2 separate regions of the Mus musculus genome follow, and region 1 is linked to region 2. The links are chromatin contacts, found by Hi-C or POLR2A ChIA-PET in ENCODE. All regions are on one chromosome and are shown on one strand. The core of a region is the stretch at or near the end of the contact, and the rest is flanking DNA. Distances in the headings are between cores, read along the strand shown.

Region 1 (3,751 bases), core at 1,202-3,701, 44 kb before region 2:
AGTTTCAGGCCAGCCTGGTCTATAGAGTGAGTTCCAGGACAGCCAGGGCTACACAGAGAAACCCTGTCTCGAAAAACCAAAAAAAAAAAAAAAAAAAAAAAAAAAAAAAAGAGGACCAGAGTTTGGTTCCCAGCACCCACATTTAGCAGCTCACAACTGCCTGTAACTCCAGTTCTAGAAAATCAACACCTTCTTCTGGCCTCTGTGGCCACAAGCACACCTGGTGCACATAAATTCTTGCTGACGCACACGCACATACATAAATAAAATAAAATTTAAAAATAAGTAAAGCATATTGGACACTGAACATCCCCCCCTTAGAGACATCCATCTGGGTGAAACTTTGGGGCGGGAGGGGCTACACTTGGCTGCTCGCAAAGAGAATCCAGGTTCAATTTCCAGCACCACAAGGTAACTTACAACCTTCTGTAACTCAGATCCAGGGCACTACACAAAGGTGATACACAGACAGACAGACAGACAGGAAAAATACTCATAGACATGGAAACAATAAATAAAATGTTCAAGAAAAAACATTTGAAAGACTTTTGGATGGAAAATAACCCTGAGCTACCTGAGTTATTCTCATGACTACAGTCTGTCTGAGAGGCAGTTATAGTCTACACAGAAACTAACGCTGCCACTGTCTACCTGTTCACCTGTGCACAAAGATGAAAAGGATTCCCATTTGGAAAAGTAGGAGCTCAAAATGGTCAGGTGACTTCTAAGACTAACCACAAAAAAGCACTAGGTACAAAAACCAGGATGGACGGTTTCTTGCCCCAGGTCTCAAGCTTTTCAAATACAGCCCTCTACTCCCAACTGCTAAGAAGCATGCTTTTCAGCACTAAAAGGCACTGTCCTGACAGAGCAAGGCAGCACCTAGAACCCTACTGCTAGGCGCCCGGGCCACAGGTTGTGACTCAATACTAGAGGGCTTGCCTAGCATTCCTGAGGCCCTGGGTTTGACCCCTAGGACCTCAAAACAAAAGTAAAATGAAAACCCTAGAGTCAGTTAAAGTCCTCCCTCAACGATGGGTTTGCTAAGTTCCACAGAAAGCTCAAAGCCTGCTGGCAAGCCAAAACTTTCCTTTCCTTTTGAAAAAATTCATTTTTTTACAGTTTTCATACAAGTATTTATCCATAGCTGTGGATACAAGGTCTGGCATGAAACAAACCGGCCCTTGCAAGGACCACACTTTATCCACAGGAAACTCCAAAGAAAATGTTACCCCTGGAAGGTGAAGAGGCTAATGGAGAGAAAGATCAGCAATGTGTGTGATAATTACATGTCTGTCTGGGCGTTTCAGGTTTCCACAGGAAACAAGACCAAATAAAACTGGCAGAGTCAATTCCAGGTGACTGACAGGGAATGTTTACATTTAAGGGGAGGAAGGGCAGTGAAGACCCTTTCTGATCTATAATGTGGATACATACAGAGGTCTGGTTAAGGCTTTAGAGCCTTCCATCTGAAGGCTCACGGGGATTATCTCGAGGGCTGACAAGGGGGGACTGCCTATGTATGAACTGGACTTCTGAGTCCTGTGGAACAGGAGGCGCCTCTCCTAGTCGTGAGAAATGAATGAGGTAAGGCCTGCACGGCACTTTCCCAGGGTCTGGCGCTAGTAAGCGCTCTTTAAAGGCAAGCAGGGCTCGAAATTCATGTCTGTAATTTCCGCACCAAGAAGGCAAAGGCAAGACAACAAGGAGTTCAAGGCCTGCCCGAGAGGCAAGAGACCTTACCTCAAAAAAGAAACAAACAAACAAACAAACAAACAAAAGCACTCTTTTAAGTGAGAACTGTATATTTGTTTCGGGGTAATTCATCTTGTGTCCGAAGCCTGGCACAAAACCCGGAATCGCATGGAAGATGAAGGCATGCCTGCTGATTGCATCAATATCGGCATTAGCCAAAAATAAAAGAAGGCGGGAACTAAGGATGCCCGCGGGAAGAAATCGCGGCGTGGGCAAGGCACACCCGAGGGGGAGCAGGGCGCAGGGACAGCAAGGAAGGGATCGCAGTGGGGTGGGTCTTCCAGGCGACCCCGAAATGTCCCGCAGTGCCTACAGGCAACGTGGTGGAGCAAGCGTGGGTGTATGGGGACTACCGGAGGCTCAGGGACCACGGAGAGAGAAGGGAGAGCGGCAGGCCCGCTCCAAAAGTGTCCTCAGCCCCGCGAGCGGGAACGGTTTGGACCTAACCGCCTCCCCGGCAAGTGTCCGTCCACCCAGCCGGGGCTCGTCTCTGCCACTGCGGCTGAGCCCCGGTCCCAACTCCCGCCCAGCTCCCAGCCCGCGCTTCACGGCCACCCCCTGCCGCGCCCCACTCCGCACCTCACACACGGCCCACCAGCGGCAGCCGCCATCTTCGCGCGCGCGGCCCAGCCCCGCCCCCATGCGCCGTACCCACGTGACTGGGATCCTCCAGCCTGGGGGCGTGGGCTTCCGCCACGTGATGGTGGGCGTGGTCAAGATGGGGCTGTCAAGATGGCGCTGCCCTGGTGCGAGGGGAGTCCGCGGTGGAGGCGGTGGAGACTGTGAGCGGTGAAGAGGGCAAACATCTGCTACACCGTAGGTTGACAGCGGAGGCGGGTGACTGGGCGCCGGCTCCCAGGCCTCAGAGTGGCCCGTGGTGGAACACCCTTTTGGAAGCTGGAGAAGGTTGCTGGCTGGGTGAAATTGCTGCCCCTCTGCTTGGCGGGTTGAGGGCCCCAGAGGCCAAGGCGTCCCTAGTCACCAAACTTCTTCTCCCAAGAGCGCCAGACCTAGAGACATGACCCGACAGTGCCCTCCCCAGGAGTCTGGGGCTGCGCTGAGCGGGTCGGTGCTGGCGGAGGCTGCAGTGGTGTTCGCCGTGGTGTTGAGCATCCACGCTGCAGTGTGGGACCGATACTCCTGGTGCGCGGTGGCCCTCGCGGTGCAGGCCTTCTACGTCCAGTACAAGTGGGACCGGCTGCTCCAGCAGGGCAATGCCGTTTTCCAGTTCCGGATGTCCGCGAACAGCGGCTTACTGCCGGCCTCCATGGTCATGCCTTTGCTTGGGCTAGTCATGAAGGAGCGCTGCCAGACTGCAGGGAACCCATACTTCGAGCGCTTCGGCATTGTGGTTGCAGCTACTGGCATGGCAGTGGCCCTCTTCTCCTCCGTGTTGGCACTGGGCATTACTCGCCCGGTGCCCACCAATACTTGTGCCATCTCTGGTTTGGCTGGAGGCGTTATCATTTATATTATGAGGCACTCGCTCAGTGTAGGCGAGGTGATCGAGGTCCTGGAAGTCCTGCTAATATTTGTTTATCTCAACATGATCCTGCTGTACCTGCTGCCCCGATGCTTCACTCCTGGGGAGGCACTGCTGGTATTGGGTGGCATTAGCTTCGTCCTTAACCAACTCATCAAGCGCTCTCTGACTGAAAGCCAGGGGGACCCAGTGGACTTCTTCCTGTTGGTGGTGGTGGTAGGGATGGTGCTCATGGGTGTCTTTTTCAGCACCCTCTTTGTCTTCATGGATTCAGGCACCTGGGCCTCTTCCATCTTCTTCCACCTCATGACCTGTGTGCTGGGCCTTGGTGTGGTTCTGCCCTGGCTGCACTGGCTCATTCGTAGGAACCCCCTGCTTTGGCTTCTTCAGTTCCTCTTCTACACTGAAACTCGCATCTACCTCCTTGCCTATTGGTCTTTGCTGGCCTCTGTGGCCTGCCTGGTGGTGCTGTACCAGAATGCTAAGCGGTCGTCTTCTGAGTCCAAGAAGCAC
Region 2 (3,796 bases), core at 343-2,842:
GAGGTCCGGAGAGGTGAACGGATTTGATGTTATAGGATCGGGTGGCACGACAGACCTAGATCCGACTTGCTACTGTGCCAAGCAGTCCTAAGACGACAGGTCTGCCTCCTCAGCCTTGCCACCTCCACAGCCTCGCCGCCTCCTCAGCCTCGCTGCCTATTCAGCCTCGCTGCCTCCACAGGCCTCGCTGCCTCCTCAGCCTCGCTGCCTCCACAGCCTCGCTGCCTCCTCAGCCTCGCTGCCTCCTCAGCCTCGCTGCCTCCACAGCCTCGCTGCCTCCACAGCCTCGCTGCCTCCACAGCCTCGCCACCTCCACTGCCTTTCGAGGTGCTTCTTAGGAAGAGCCTCCTCTTGACGAGGCATGGACAGAAATGAGGCCTTTGTAAGCAGGTCATACTCAGGGGCCTCTAGCACTCCAGGTGTTAAGGAAACTGGAGCCCAATTTTGGGTCTGCACCCCTGGGAACAAAGTAGCCTTGAAGACTGGTCATGACCTGCTATGAACATCTGCTGTGTCTTCTGAGATTGGTTAAGAAATGTAGGTGTAAGCACCCTGGACAGGCTGCAGAACCATTTGCTGTGGGACCAGGGGAACAGGTGCTGGCCTGGACAAGCAGGCAAGGGGACCCAGCTAAAGGCAAGCTGCCTATCCACTCCCCAAATCAGAACCTAAGGACCCAGCTGGGGAATGCACGGTGCCCCCGGCCAGGGTTCTGCCATGCCACCTAACTGGGCACACATTTGTCATCTGAGTGTCAGAGAGGGCACAGGTTTGGCAGATGCGCCTCGGAGATGGGGGTCACATGTGAAACCATGGAATTTTACAGCCACTTTTACTCTAGAGGGAGTGTGAGGCTGTAATGCAGCAAGCAATTTAATTTTGAGATTTCAAGCTCTCAAGAGACAGAAAAAAAACTTACCAGGAGATCTCAGGACATCTGCAGTGGGGTCACAGCCTTCCAGAGTCTCAGTTCCATGAATCTGCTGTGACTGAAGACAGCTACAGCGTACTCATATACATAAACTAAATAAATAAATCTGTAAAAACCTACTGATATTTAATTGTGCCTATCAGTGGCTCTGTAGACTCAAACAACTGGGAAGCCCTTTTCCTTGTCTTCCAACCAACCTGTGGGATTTCTGTCTGAAACTCTCTGCGACCAATACAAAACTGACCTAGAGGTACTGTAAGGACAAACAGTCACGTGACAAACTCAGGCATATACAGCAATCCAATTCCACTCAAATGTTACACTTCTCCCTGAGCTGCACCTGGGCCCTAGCTCAGGCAGACAGCAGAGGTCACACCTCACCCCAGCATGATGGACTCTACTGTTTACAAGCAGAGAAGGAATTCCCATCTCACATAGGCACTTCCTCTGGTTTCCTGTTCTCCACTGCCCAGAAAGGCAAGCTTCAGTTCAAGCCAACTCTCCCCAGGGACAGAGTTCCTCAACAACCAACAGGAAGCTCCCACAGGGCAGGGCAGTCACTGCTGACCTTGTTCCCATAAACAAAAGAGTATGACAGCACCACACACCAGGCGTTTTCCACCTCCCTCTCTGATGTCAATGCCCCACACAGTCAGAAAGGCCCAGTAGGGCCCCAGGGGTGCTGCAGGAGGAATGTGCCTTCTGTTCTGTCTGCCAGCCTCCGCAGCCTGTCTGAGCCAGACACAGGCTGCCCTTCCAAGAAACAAAAGCGCTAAAAAGCACATAGCCCAGCCAGGCAGTGGTGGCGCACGCCTTTAATCCCAGCACTTGGGAGGCAGAGGCAGGTGGATTTCTGAGTTCCAGGACAGCCTGGTCTACTGAGTGAGCTCCAGGACAGCCAGGGCTACACAGAAAAACTCTGTCTCAAAAAACCAAAACACACACACAAAAACCAAAAACAAACAAAAGCAGGTAGCCCCAAAGTGACCTGACTTTCATGAAATAGGTGTCCAAGAGAAGATGGGGTCAGGACTTTACCGTTTCTCTGATGTCAAACTCTAAACAATATGGAGGGGCACATCTGTACTTCTAGCCCTCTAGAGGCTGAGGTAAAAGGATCACAAGTTTGAAACCAGGGCTGAAGAGATGGCTCAGGAGTTAGAAACATTTATTGCTCTTGGAGAAGACCCTGGTTCAATTTCCAACAGCTCATAATTGTCTCTAACTCCAGTTCAAGGGAATCTAAAGCTATCTTCTGAGCTTCAAGGATACCAGGTACCCCCATGGTGTACAGACACCATGCAGGCAAAACAGTTTATCACTCATACACATAATGAAATAAAACTAGAGAAGAGGGGCTGGAGAGATGGCTCAGTGGTTAGGAACACTGTCTGCACTTCCAGAGGACCTGGGGTTCAATACCCAGCACCCACACAGCAGCTCACAACTGCCTGTCTGTAACTCCTGTTCTAGGGGATCTGACACCCTCACACAGACATGCGTGCACTCAAACCACCAGTGTACATAAAATAAAAATAAATAAGCAATTTTAAAAAATACTAGAGAAGACGGTAGAGGAAGAAAAGGAAAAAGAAGTCATAGTAGTAATAGCAGTAGTAGTTGTTGTTTGAGGCTAGCTCAGGAGTAGGCAGCCACTACATAGATTTTGAAAGTAGTAGCCGCCACCCCAGGTACAAGAGACCTTGCCTCAAAAAGCAGAGAAAAGGCAAACTATACAGAGTATAAAGGCTCCTATCTCCAAGAGAGCTGCGTGGGACCACGCCAGTGTGAAGGCTGCTCCCACTCGTCGTGCTCAGGAACACGCTTCCAAGGCTCTGACAAGTCCTGGAACAACCACAGTTCCCTAACTTCAGTGACCAAGGGACACCTCTTGGGAAATGTGTCACAGGCAGCAGCATTTCTAGCTATGCGCACCAATGAGATCTGCAGGGAGGAACGGGTGATGGTAAGAGTCGCATATCCCTCTCTTCAGAACCTTTTTGAGAACTGGTGTGGATGGAGAAGGCATTAGGCAGAGCGTGTCTTTGCCTAGCGCTGGCCTGCTGACCCTGCAGTGCAGTCTGCACAACATACTGTGAAAGGATCGCAGGATCGTTTGCCAAAGCTTGAGCAGTGGTCTCTGTCCAGTGCTGACCCACATACAAGCTGAAGCAACATGCTCAACCCACCATGAAGGAAGCTGAGGCTGTAGATAGAACTCAGCTCCTCTAACTGTCTGGGTCTGGTCCTCTGTTCTTGCCTCAGTCCCCCAACCTCCATCTCTGCCTCAGCTTTTCCTGAAGGAATGCAAGAGGCCCCAGCATTGCCCCAGAATGGTGGTGTGTGCCTATAATCCCAGGACTGGGAGACTGAAGCAGGAAGATCAGGAGTTCAAGGCCAACCTCAGATACACACTGAGTTTTGGGAAGTAACTTGAAGGTAGAATGCTTGTCTATCTAACACCTGTGAGGCTCTGGGCTCAACCGTCACTACTAAAATAGAACCCAAAACACCAAAGCAGAGGGAGCGGGCACCACTCCAATGCCCTGGATCCTATGCACATCAAAGGACTATGAAAATGGAGGTGTGATCATGCTATCTGCCTGGGAGAGGCAGTACAGACAGTCTGGAGAGAGCTTACCCTGAGATGACTCTGCTATCTTTGTGTTGGCTGTTGGTGCTGAGGCTGGTCCCTGTCTGGATGCACAGGGCCCTGACATTCCTTTTGCTCCATGGACGCTGCTGCTGCCCTATGAGAAAGGGAGAGCTACAATCAATAGGCACGTTTGTGGCTCTTAAAGATACATATATTGTTTTACAGAGTTTTTTTTTAGGGAGCCTGTCCCACAGATCCTGGTTCTCCAA

What was found. Hi-C counts contacts between places; a loop is a spot of excess contacts on that map. ChIA-PET counts read pairs that join two places held with the same protein, here RNA polymerase II (POLR2A).
Region 1: a loop to region 2 is called in a map of T-helper 1 cell, with 1.9 times the contacts of the local background. The contact joins the promoter of Dolk here to the enhancer-like site in region 2. A Hi-C loop is called at or near these places in 9 of 37 maps with a recorded cell type or tissue (T-helper 1 cell, T-helper 2 cell, adrenal gland and 2 more). POLR2A ChIA-PET finds 5 or more read pairs at or near these places in 3 of 5 experiments (Patski and embryonic stem cell).

What each region holds. Positions count from the first base shown.
Region 1 is chr2:30,285,054-30,288,804 of GRCm38, reverse strand. It overlaps Dolk (dolichol kinase), which reads left to right and starts at 2,451. Exons shown (of 1, transcript NM_177648.3): 1 at 2,451-3,751. The coding sequence starts at 2,774. Nup188 (nucleoporin 188) reads right to left here and starts at 2,389. Exons shown (of 44, transcript NM_198304.3): 1 at 2,335-2,389. The coding sequence starts at 2,366.
Region 2 is chr2:30,240,454-30,244,249 of GRCm38, reverse strand. It overlaps Lrrc8a (leucine rich repeat containing 8A VRAC subunit A), which reads right to left. Exons shown (of 4, transcript NM_177725.4): 2 at 3,573-3,681. Among named protein-coding and RNA genes, the nearest start is that of Lrrc8a, 4.6 kb to the right of the region's middle. Within about 2 kb of position 1,592, at least 2 of the 3 ENCODE cell types and tissues checked have a DNase peak (open chromatin) inside an H3K27ac peak, as active enhancers do; they include heart, where a contact is called at or near this core.